Regions from separate parts of the Homo sapiens genome. Here region 2 is linked to region 1. A link is a contact called in ENCODE Hi-C or POLR2A ChIA-PET data. All regions are on one chromosome and are shown on one strand. The core of a region is the stretch at or near the end of the contact, and the rest is flanking DNA. Distances in the headings are between cores, read along the strand shown. Region 1 has its middle 80 kb from the start of PPM1B-DT. Region 2 overlaps PREPL (prolyl endopeptidase like).

Region 1 (6,001 bases), core at 3,096-5,595:
AGCTGTTTCCTGTGTTTGCCTCTCCCTTCCCCATCACCTCCCCAGATACTTTCCCCAAACACACACGCACGTGGTGCCCAGTAAAGACAGAGAATGGTGGTACTAAGCTCTTGGGACTGAGCGCTGGCCCTATTCTGATCCTGGCTTGCTCAAGAGAGGACTGATTCTGGTAAAAGCTTGGAAGGTGTTATAGACTGAATATTATTTTCTGGAGACTCTGCAGGACACGGGTAGGAAAGTGTGGGGGTTTCTTCAGTTCCTATCAAGCACTGCCTCTCCTTGTTGACCTTGCCCAAGGAAATGAATAAATCCCATACCCTCCAGCTTCCATTTTCTTCCCTTGTAAAACGAGGATGGCAGTTGACCATAAAAACCCAGAGACAACTGCCATAAACCCCCAGAGCTGCTAGTTGAGACAGATTAGAGACCATTCCGGCACCATCTGCAGTGTTTATCCTTGGCTTACCACCTCTTCCTTCTCCAATTCCTATTAGTCTCATGCATCTAATGGTCACCCAAAGATGGAATTTTCTTCACATTTCCTGAAACACTGTGAAGGCCTGATCAATGAACGAATCTCTGAATCAATGAACAGACACTGCAAGAGCTCCTTGGCATAACACTGAGAAACCTGAAACAGTGGGAGGATGTCTAGGCTTACATGGAAGCCAAAGATGTGTTCACACACACACACACACACACACACACACACACACACACAGAGCGAGAGAGAGGGAGAGAGAGAGGGAGAGAGACAGAGCGCGTCCTGAAGCCCTTCACATGAGAGGGTGTCTTGATTCACCTGTGACTGGTCCTGTACCCTTGAGGAATGCTGCCCACTTAGCGGGGAGGCCTCTGGGCTGCTGCTTTCCTGACTTTCTATTTATATCAGGCCAGACCTGGGCAGGAAACAGATGGCACACTCAAATTGAGTAATTTGAGAAGAGTTGAATAAAGGGGCTATTTACAAAGGTGCAGGCAGGATGTAGGGAAACCACAGGGGTAGTGTAATAAGTAACAGCAACTTGGCCACCCTAGGCCTCAAGGGGTCAGGAGTGGTGCAGTCACCAGAACCTGTAGAGTATGCCCTGCATGTTTAGCAGCACCTGAGAAGAGCTGTGACCATGTGTCAAAGGATACAGCCAGCCCAGAGGTGATCCCCCAGGGCTCCCACACCTTTTCTTCCCTCTGATCTCCTACCTAGGATACCCACTGGCTAAACCCAACTAGAAGCCAAAGAGTAACCAAGCCCATTGATACCGTTAGTGGCATAGGGCAGAGTAGAAAAGAATCACGAGTCGATTTAGAAAGGCAAACTGAAGCATCCAGCATACTAACCTAACTAACACTAACTAACATAACTAACACTAACTAATAGTGTTAATACATAACACTATTTAGAGTGGGGAGGAAGACTGGAGCTCTGGAGCGACTCTGCCCCATTCTTGCCATGTGACTCTGCACAAGTTACTTAACCTCTCTGTGCATCAGTGTCCTCATCTGTAAAGTAGGCCTAACAACACTAACCTCAGAACTGTAGTAAGGATTAATGTTTCATGTATCTCCTTCAGAGATAACATACAGGCCGAGCGCAGTGGCTCATGCCTATAATCCCAGCACTTTGGGAAGCTGAGGCAGGTGGATCACTGGAGGTCAGGAGTTTGAGACCAGCTTGGCCAACGTGGTGAAATCCCATCTCTACTGAAAACACAAAAATTAGCCAGGCATGGTGGCCCGCGCCAGTATTCCCAGCTACTGGGTAGGCTGAGGCAGGAGACTCACTTGAACCCCGGAGGTGGAGGTTGCAGTGAGCCAAGATCATGCCATTGCACTCCAGCCTGGAATACAGAGCAAGACTCTGTCCCCCACTAAAAAAAAAAAAAAAAAATTAAAAATTAAAAGGGACAGAGAACGTAGGTGAAGCACTTAGCATATAGCAGGCACTCTATGAATACTGAATCCTTTCTTGTCTTCCTTGTCTCCTTCCTGTCCTTTCTCTCTTCTTTCGTCCTCTTCCTTCCTTACCTCTCTGAGGTAAATGTGTGGGGATAGGGTCCTACACTTTGTATGTGACACTATTATATGCACTTGATCATATTGCCTGATTGATAGTTGAAAGGCCCTTTCCTTCCTTGGAGGCTTCATAACATCCTGGAAGTAATCCGCCCAGTCTTGGAGCCTACAGCAGTTACTATGGTTTAAAAAGTTCTTGCTGGGGTGGTTGACATGGTCCTATCTCTTCTCATGGGTGGTTACAAGGTTACTAGAATGTTTGCTTTATGCATTTTGAAGCTGTATATTTGTTTTATGCTGTTGTCTGTATTTGTTTTAAATTTAACAATTTAAGAGCTTCAGAAATATTTTCAAAATTTCATATAACCATGAAAAATAAAAACTTTTCATTGTCTGCTTTCTCCTTGTTTTTAAAGTGCCTGCTCCTTCCTCTCTACCTCCCTGTGGTTAGGATGGATCTGAATTATCACCAGGTTCTCAACAAAAGGCCTTTGAAAAGATGATATTATTGGTGACGAGGGGACCTGGGAGCACTTATTTCTTCCTGGTCACATATTTCTTCCTATTCACAGATGCAAGAAACTCAGGCTGGGTCTAAATGCTTTTCCTGAACGTACACCTGGGACAGCTATAGGGGATGCTCCACACCCCTGTACTTTCCTTGCATGGTTCTGTGATGCTTCTTAACTTTTGCCAAAATCCCTGCCCTTCAATGTCCAGTTTGATCTCTGAGCAAGTGGCTTCCTCTCTTCTCTTTCAGCCTCTCTCAGCCTCCTTAGAGGTCCGAGTGCCTGTAGTGTGGGACTCCTGTTCTCTGCCAAGCAGCTCTCCCACTGTTTCCAGGTTCTGTCCTCAACACTACTTTTAAGCAGATGCCACAGCAGAGTGGAGAAATGCTTTTCAAAGCCATTCACTTGGCATTCTCCCTTTCTATTGCAATGTAATGTCTCTCTCCATCCTTCTTTCATCCTGTGCTTTACCAAGGGAACAAAAAGCTCCCCATGTCTATACACTCATCAAGACTCAAAGTTCCACAGTGGCAGGAATGGTATCTTTCCATGTTTTCATAAGCTAAATTGCCTGTCTGAGTAGTTGACGCAGAATAGGAGCTCAAGAAATGGTTGTTGAATTGAACTGAATCGAATTTTCCTTCTCTTCTTGCCTGCATGAAAACCATCTATCTCTTCAGCCTAGCCTGATCACTCCAGTGGACTGCAAACTAGGAAGAGCGCTTTTGCCCTTTCTGGGAGTTGGTATTCATATGGCAGCTGCAGCAGCATGTAAAAAGGTGGAATGGGAGGTAGAGAGGAAGGAGCAGGCACTTTAAAAACTTCTAAGGCTCATTTGTTTTTAACATTATAGCTTTTCTCTTTCTTCTCCTTAGCATAAGACGCTTCTGCTGTCTTGTAAAGGATCTCACAGCTGATCCTTTTTGCTTGTATTTGCTTATTTTGCCTCTGGAACAGTCGGAGACAAACTCCCAGCTCCTTCCATTCCCCACCCACCAAACCTGGCGCTGGAAGAGCAGGCGTCCCGGTGCTTTTGATGCTTTTACTTTTGCTAAAACTAGGCAGGGCCTGGAGATGAGAGAGTGAGCTCGGTCATTCAGCTGCTGTGTGCCTCACCTTTCCTCATCCGCAGCTGGGTAGCTAGGAGTGACCCGTAAGAAATAGTGTGTGCTTGCTACTGTTGGGATGAAAAGTTCCAGTGTGTGAAACGTGTGATTTATGGCTCTGAGGCATTCAGACCCAATTCCTGGGTGAGAGCATCCAAAGCAGGGGCCTCTTGGCCCCTAAGTTACAAGGTGTCTTCCCACGACTAATCAGGACACAATTAGGCCAAATCAGCTGCTTTCCTTCTCCCTCCAAGTTCCAAAGTCCAAAGGCTTTCCTGCTGACTGACTGCAGTGGTTACTTTACAAGGGGAAGGGAAGGTGAAGTAAAAAGGCAGATTCCCTCTGGAGGCTCTCTGCTGGCTCTAAGGATGCCTCCCCAAACACCACTGTAATATCTACCCTTTCTTCTCTCCCCAGTTAATGCCACCCTCATTCAGGCTCCAAAACTCAAGTGACCCTAAAAAGCCCATAGCATGGAGCCACTGGTAGCACCCTTATCTCCTGAAGATGAAACTACAAGTGTTTGCAAATAAATACTCCCCGCAGCAATATGTATCAAGAAGGACATCGTACTTGTCCGAACGCCCAGTAGGAGGGCCTTTTGCCCAAATGAATGGGAAATCATTGGCCCAATTAACATCCTGTGATCTTAGATCTAAAAATGACCCGGAGCCGGGTAAACAAGGTGACGTCAGCGGACTGGGCAGTGAACGGCTCTCTACTGCCACCTCGAGGAGAGTGTCCTCAATGGCGCGGCGGCTCCGGGCCCAGGGGAAGCGGACCTGGGACGGCTGGAAGGGAACTGGGGGAGAACTGGCCGGCGCTGGAAAGGCGCGGGGAAGGGAAGAAACCCACAGAGGGGCAAGAAGCTCCTCCGTGACCTCAGCTAGAGGAAAACGAGGGCTGCGTAATCCGGGCCATTGGGCGTTACTGCGCTGTCCCGTCTGGCTTCTGATTCCTGGGAGCCTTCTTTTTATAAAAGGAGTCAGACACCGTGAACTCTTGCCAGAATAACTTCTAGCTAAAACTGGGCGGGGACACAATCCTCAAGGCTGGGCACCCTTAATGAAAGCAGTTCCCAGATTTCCAGTCCTGGAGGGAGAAGCAGTGGCATGGCCAGGCTAATCGCAGAGGGCTACAAGATTTGGGGTTTTGCTTCGGGCTTCGCTGGGACTGGGGCGGGGGAGGGAGTGCAGGGGTGGAATAGCCCTAATTTACTTTCCCGTCAGGCTAATGCGAGAAGGAGGCTGCGGAGCTTTCTGCAGGACACAAGCAGCATGCTGGGAGATGCCCCAGAAATGCGCTGGGCCCGGGGTCGGGGAAGGTCAACTGCGCATTATTGCTTTTCCCCTGCAGATGATACACAAAAGGAAAATGAGTTGGTTTTTAACTTGATGAAAACAAACACAAACTCATTTTACTTTTGGATCAGTTTTGCTGCGTTACAAACCACCTCAAAGTGCTGAGAACCAGGTAGGGGAATGGAGGAGGAAGGGTTCTCCTGGCAGAGAGAGCCGCGGGTATGAAAGGTTTTTTCTTGCAGGGGAGAGGGAGGTGAAAGAAGGCGAGTGGTGCTAGAGCGCGGGGGAAAACAGAAGAGCACACTTCCCAGGGGTCAAGTAGGGCCTTGGGAGTCACAAGAGAATTCCTTCTTCATTCTAAAAATAATGGGTTTGGGAAGCCAAAGGTGGAAGGATTGCTTGAGCCCAGGAGTTGAAGACTAGCCTGGGCCACATATTGAGACCCCGTGTCTACTAAAATAAATAAATACATACATACATAATTTAAAGGTTTTTTTTTTTTTTTTTTTTTTGAGACAGAGTTTCACTCTGTCACCCAGGCTGAAGTGCAGTGGCAGGATCTCTGCTCACTGCAACCTCTGCCACTGGGGTTCAAGTGATTCTCCTGCCTCAGCCTCCGGAGTAGCTGGGATTACAGGCGTCCGCCAGCATGTCCGGCTAATTTTTGTATGTTTGGTAGAGACGGGGTTTTGCCATCTTGGCCAGGCTGGTCTCAAACTCCTGACCTCAAGTGATCTGTCCACCTTGGCCTCCCAAAGTGCTGGGATTGCAGGCGTGAGCCACCACGCCTGGCCTAATTTTTGTATTTTTAGTAGAGATGGGGTTTCACTATATTGTCCAGGTTGGTCTCGAACTCCTGACCTCAGGTGATCTACCTGCCTCGGCCTCCTAAATTGCTGGGATTACAGGCGTGAGCCACTGCGCCCAGCCAACTATTTAAGGGCTGTATTGGTGAGAAGGTTTTTTAGCTACATATAACAGAAGACCCAACTAGAAGTGACTTAAACATAAGGATATTTATTATCTCATATAACAAAAAGCAAAAGACAGGTGCTTCCAGAGTAGTTTGGGG
Region 2 (6,271 bases), core at 1,708-4,207, 240 kb before region 1:
TTTTGAGATAGAATCTTGCTCTGTCGCCCAGGCTGGAGTGTGCAGTGGCATGATCTTGGCCAGGGTTCAAGCGATTCTCCTGCCTCAGCCTCCTGAGTAGCTGGGATTACAGGTGCCTGCCATAACTCCTGACTAATTTTTGAAATTTTTGTAGCGATGGGGTTTCACCATGTTGGCCAGGCTGGTCTCGAACTCCTGACCTCAAGTGATCCGCCCGCCTCAGCCTCCCAAAGTGCTGGGATTACAGGCATGAGCCACCGTACCAGCCCGATTTTTTTGTATTTTAGTAGAGACAGGGTTTTCCAATGTTGCCCAGGCTGGTCTCGAACTCCTGAGCTCAAGCAGTCCGCCCGCCTCAGCCTTCCAAAATCATGTCCTTTTATTTTTTTTATTTTGTTTTGTATTTTTTTGAGATGGAGTCTCACTCTGTCTCCCAGGCTAGAGTGCAGTGGCGCAATCTCCGCTCACTGCAACCTCCGCCTCCCAGGTTCAAGTAATTCTCTTGCCTCAGCCTCCCGAGTAGTTGGGCTTATAGGCACGCACCACCACACCTGGCTAATTTTTTCTATTTTTAGGAGAGACGGGGGTTTCACCATGTTGGCCAGTCTGGTCTCAAACTCCTGACCTCAAGTGACCTGCTCACCTCAGCCTACCAAAATGCTGAGATGACAGGCTTGAGGCACTGTGTCCAGCCCCCAAAGTCATGTCTTTTAAATGACATGCTCTGTCACCTCCTTGCCCTTATACATGCTGTGTCGTATCTGTGTCTTAATGCCTTTTCTTTGCCCTCTGGAAACTCAAATTTTTCCTTCACAACTCAGTTTAGGCATCATCTCCTTAAAAGCATTTGTGTTCCTGACTCGTGTATATACCCCTCACCTGGCAGATGGATGTTCTTTCCTCTGCTCCTGTAATACCTTAAATACACTTGTATTGTAGCAATGACACCACATTGCTGGGTAAGTCGTTGTTTTCTTACCCCACAAAATTACTGTCTTCTCCACGGTAGGGGATTTTCGTTTGTTTCTACTTTTAAGGTCTGTACTTAATCCCTGATAAATGGGCAGGCACTCAAAATATATTCGTTGAATCAATTCTGGATTGTCTATATCAGGAGTTGGCAAACCTTTTTCTCTAAAGAGCTACATAGTCACATTTTAAGCTTTGCAGGCCGCGTACAGTTTCTGTTGCACATTCCTTGTTTTCACTCAACCTTTAAAAAGCAAAAACCAGTCTTAGCTCCAGGGCCACACAAAAAACAGGCCTCCAGGTGTAGTTCGCTGACCCCAGCCTACAGTATTAACTTTTTTTTTCCACTAAAACTTTTTTGCCCTTCAATTTCAGAGGTGGTGGTGAGTTAGGCCTCCAGTGGCACGCTGATGGCCGCCTAACTAAAAAACTCAATGGCCTTGCTGATTTAGAGGCTTGCATTAAGACGCTTCATGGCCAAGGCTTTTCTCAGCCAAGTCTAACAACCCTGACTGCTTTCAGTGCTGGAGGGGTGCTTGCAGGAGCATTGTGTAATTCTAATCCAGAGCTGGTGAGAGCGGTGACTTTGGAGGTGAGTACGCTCTGTCTCTACTGTTTATAGAATGGGGGAGGTGTGAAGCCATAGGCTACTCTAAGAAAAATGTTTTTGGGCTGGCACAGCGGCTCATGCCTGTAATCCCAGCACTTCGGGAAACTGAGGTGGGCAGATTGCTTACCAGGAGCTCGAGACCAGCCTGGGCAACATGGCGAGACCCTGTCTCTGCAAGAAATTAAAAAAAAAAAAAAACCTACCCAGGCTTGTTGGTAAGAGGATCTCTTAAGAGGTTGAGGCTGCAGTGGACCACTGTGCTCCAGCCTGGGCAACAGAGTGAGACATTGTCAAAAAAAAAAAAAAAAAAGGAAAGAAAAACATTTCTGTTACAGTTTTACCATAGCATAGGAGTATAACAAAGCTTTTAAGTTTTAAACTCAGAATTATAGCTTGAGGAGAACTTCTAAAGTTATTTTAATCCAACTATTAACCGTTATTCTTCTCTGATACAGTGTTCTTTATTATCTTTAAGGCTTTCCACTGAAAGATATTAATGGCTATTTCCATTGCTCATTTGTATTTGTAAGGACATTTAGAATTGGTGAAAAAGCACTGAAGCATATATGAGTCCCAGTTGAGAAAGCCAGGCAAAGCACGCTGTGACTCTGGAATGCACTGAGTCCTTTGGCTCCTGGTCACCTTGACAGGCTACTGCCCATCAACATTTCAGTCCTAGATTTATAGGCTCTTTATTTTTAGATAGTCCATTCTTAATGGTCGTTTGGGCATAGTTTTTCCGTATTTTAATTGAAATATCTTACCCTGTTCTGAAAATGATTATCTTTTCCCAGTGTCAGAAATTACGAAGTTACATTGTAGCAGTTGGTTTCACTGCTATCATTCTCCTACTTCTAGGTTACTCTGAAAAATAATGACTGAGATGGGAGAGAGTAAATTATTTTCAGGATTTTTTATTTTGAGGTTGGGGAGTTTATACTGTGGGCTTGTAAATAAGTGTTAAATAGTAGTCACCTGTAAGTCTATTTTTTAAAAACAGAAAAATGTGGAGAATAGCCTATGCACAAAGATAATGGCAGAATTATTTACAGTTTAAAGACAAAGCAACTAGATTTTGACTTTTAGAAATTTAAAAGGAAATGATGAGAAGGATATTTATGCTAGGTTGCTTATTATAGTGAAGACTAGGAGACAACCTTTTATACATGTATAAGTCAAATTCTTCTTATAAGCACCAAAAATCAACCCTAATTTAAGCAGAAAAGGGATTAAAGGGCATTAGGAAAATGTAGGTGTCTTCAGACCAGTGTTAGAGGCTTCAGAGCCAAAGGCATAGAATTGGCCCAATGAAACTATTACTGCCGCCACTGCCAAGCACAAATCACCTCACACTGCCAGTGCAACTTCTAGAGCTGGATATAGCTGTGGCACTTTTGCCAGAATAAATTATCTGTGATCACTGCTTCTTTGAATCACTAACTTTCCATGCAGAGTGTAAAGCACATGTGTCTGGTTGATAGACCCAAGTCACACATGGGTCACACAGCTACTCCCAAGCTGCAGGGAAAAATGGGAAAGAGAAGTCTAGCACTTAGTATCTCCACAGTGAGAGGCAGGCTCTAGCTGATAAGGTTGGAGGTTTTTCAAATGCAAAAAAGTTCATATGGTAGGCAGCCAAAAAGAATTACAGATGACTCACTATACTTGGTTAATGTTAATATGAGGGAAAGCTAAAAAGTATGTTAACAGAAGAAAATAAAGCTAAGTGAAAAATACAGCCTTCATTTTTGTTTTGTTGTTTTTGTGGGGTTTTTGTTTTTTTGTTTTGTTTTGTTTTGTTTTTTGAGTCAGAGTTTTGCTCTTTCACCCAGGCTGGAATGCAATGGCACACGAACACAGCTCACTACAGCCTCGACCTCTGGGGCTCAGGTGATCCTCCCACCTCAGCCTCCTGAGTATCTGGGACTACAGGCATGTGCCACCATGCCCTGCTAATTTTTGTGGTTTGTTGTTGTTTTGTAGAGATGTGGTTTTACCATGCTACCCAGGCTAGTTTCAAACTCCTGGGCTCAAGTGATTTGCCCACCTCAGCCTCCCAATGTGCTGGGATTACAGGCATGAGCCACCATGTGCGACCCAGCCTTCGTTTTATTAAATTTTGTAACACTAATTATAAGCCAATGGGTTGTTTTCTCTTCTTTCACCTTGGGTATTTTGCAGAGTTTCTTTACTTAGCGTTTTTTGCTTTTAATATAAAATGTCCAACTGGTCAAAAAGACTTTATTCCTTGTGTATTTTTTTCATTTAAAAATTTTTAATTATGGTAAAATACCATAAAATTTACCATCTCAACCATTTTTAAGTGAATAGTTCAGTAGTGGTAAGTGCACTCATAGGCTTATGCAGTCAATCTCCAGAACTCGTTTTTCATCTTAACAAAACTGAAACCCTGTACCGATTAAACAGCTCTCCATTTGCTTCTTCCCACAGCCTCTGTCTCTGTGAATTTGACTACTCAAACACCTCACATAGGTGGAGTCATACAAAATTTTTTGTGACTGGCTTATTTCACTTAGATTATATCCTTGAGGTTCATCCATATTGTAGCGTGGATCAGAATTTTATTCATTTTTAAGGCTGAATAATATTCCATGTAATATTGCATGTGTATACCACATTTTGCTTATTCGTTCTTTGGTTAATGGACACTTGAGTTGCTTCCACCTTTTGGCTGTTGTGAATATGCTGCTGTGAACATAGGTATGCAGATCTCTTTAAGACCCTGCTTTCAGTTTTGGGGATTATATGCCAGGAGTGGAATTGCTGGATCATATGGTAATCTTAAGCTTAACTCTTTGATGAACCACCATACTGTTTTCCAAAGCAGCTCCCCCATTTTACATTCCAACCACCAGTGTATCAGGATTCCGGTTTCTCCACATTACTGCCAATACTTGTTGTTGTTGTTGTTGTTTTAATATAATAACTAACTGTCCTAATTGGTATGAGACAGTAGCATTTATTGCTTTTATATAAGAAAAAATATAAATGAATAAAAGGTACTAAGCTAAAAATAAATATTGTGAAATTAGAAGATAAACCATTTCTTGTTATATGTCATTTAAGGAATCTGAAGACTTTAAAAGTAGGTTATAAATTACAGGCCCTGGTTAAGGACTGAGTATTCTAGCTCCTAGGAATCTACATGGCTTGAGTTATTTTCTCTCATATTAGTATGTATATTCATAAAATAGAATGTTTTTCTGAAACTCACTTACCAACCTCTTACTTGAAGTATAAGTTTCTTTGCCTTTTTTTTAGGCACCTTTCTTGGATGTTCTCAACACCATGATGGACACTACACTTCCTCTGACATTAGAAGAATTAGAAGAATGGGGGAATCCTTCATCTGATGAAAAACACAAGAACTACATAAAACGTTACTGTCCCTATCAAAATATTAAACCTCAGGTAGTGAAAGACAATTGTGTTAGATTATCCTGAATTTACACAGAAGATAATAAAAAAAAAACTTATCCAAGCTGAAGCAAAAATAGGAGCTTTAGAGATGTTTCTACTTATGATGCCCAAATATCTTCAGCACCATCTCTGCTCATGCTCCATGTTTAATACCTCAGGGGAATAGACTTATCATGCCTTAATTACTAAATTAGCTAAGGTCCTTTAGTCAAGAAAAGGCTATTCCAGATAACAAGTAGTCTACTACTGTAATACTGAGGCGCTCTCAAGATAGCAAGTGAGAAAAAGCATAGAGCACTTACAGGGAAAAATTGGAGGTAATTATTTTTCATAGTCTCTATAGTGGCAAGGGACCATAAGAAATAATGTAAACTCTTCGTGCATGTATTTTCTTTCAGCATTATCCTTCAATTCACATAACGGCATATGAAAACGATGAACGGGTACCTCTGAAAGGAATTGTAAGTTATACTGAGAAACTCAAGGAAGCCATCGCGGAGCATGCTAAGGACACAGGTGAAGGTAGGAGACCCCCTAGAAGCAGGGAACATGGCCAAACAGACTACTACCCACAGCACACTGCTCAGAGGAATATATTTCAGGCTGTAGCCAAATCATCTGCCCAGGATTTAGGGCAAACAATTATTTTGCTATGTTGACTCCCCAGTTAAAGTGTACGTAACTACATGTCTATACATACACTGCCTCACCTCTTTTTCAAAGGACAGTATTAAAATAGATAGGCAGGACACAAAGGAAACAGGAAATTTAAGAATCAGATATAACTTGGAGATGCACTGCCATACAATTATTAATTCATTTAACAATATTTATTGAGCCGTTATTCTTGGGAATCTCTAAAAGACAGATTCTGAGATTTTTGTTTTGGGCCATCAGTGCCCAAACTGTTTAGCTGCATGAATTTCCTCTAGCTAGCTGTTTCAGCTTTATGAGATAAGAATCCCTCCCTTTTGCCTTGAAACTACATGCCATATCAGTCTCCCTGTATTCATCTCCATTTGTCACCCCCATCCATTGCTGTAGTTGGTGTTTCCAGGGCATAAGACTCTCAGATTCCACAGGGCAGGTTGATGATCTCCTGGGTTTCAACCTTGTCCGTGTGGCACCATATAGTCTTTTCCATACGGCCTCTTCCTGCTTTCGCTGTGTCAGAAGTTTGTCTTCTGTTGCTTGTCCCCTCCCATCTTTTTGTTGATGATGGTGGTTTTTGCTTTTTATTCCTTTACTATT

The links. A loop is a pair of places that touch in the nucleus more often than their neighbours do. ChIA-PET counts read pairs that join two places held with the same protein, here RNA polymerase II (POLR2A). Pooled maps may share reads with other maps.
Region 2: a loop to region 1 is called in a map of heart left ventricle, with 2.0 times the contacts of the local background. The contact joins two enhancer-like sites. A Hi-C loop is called at or near these places in 1 of 168 maps with a recorded cell type or tissue (heart left ventricle) and 2 of 50 pooled maps. POLR2A ChIA-PET finds 5 or more read pairs at or near these places in 5 of 52 experiments (H1, PC-9, T-cell and 1 more).

What each region holds. Positions count from the first base shown.
Region 1 is chr2:44,085,720-44,091,720 of GRCh38, reverse strand. No RefSeq gene overlaps it. Among named protein-coding and RNA genes, the nearest start is that of PPM1B-DT, 80 kb to the left of the region's middle. Within about 2 kb of position 4,345, at least 24 of the 41 ENCODE cell types and tissues checked have a DNase peak (open chromatin) inside an H3K27ac peak, as active enhancers do.
Region 2 is chr2:44,322,002-44,328,272 of GRCh38, reverse strand. PREPL (prolyl endopeptidase like) reads left to right here. Exons shown (of 14, transcript NM_001171613.2): 10 at 1,345-1,561; 11 at 4,862-5,011; 12 at 5,419-5,542. It also overlaps a transcript of SLC3A1 not described here. Among named protein-coding and RNA genes, the nearest start is that of PREPL, 36 kb to the left of the region's middle. Within about 2 kb of position 2,957, at least 4 of the 41 ENCODE cell types and tissues checked have a DNase peak (open chromatin) inside an H3K27ac peak, as active enhancers do.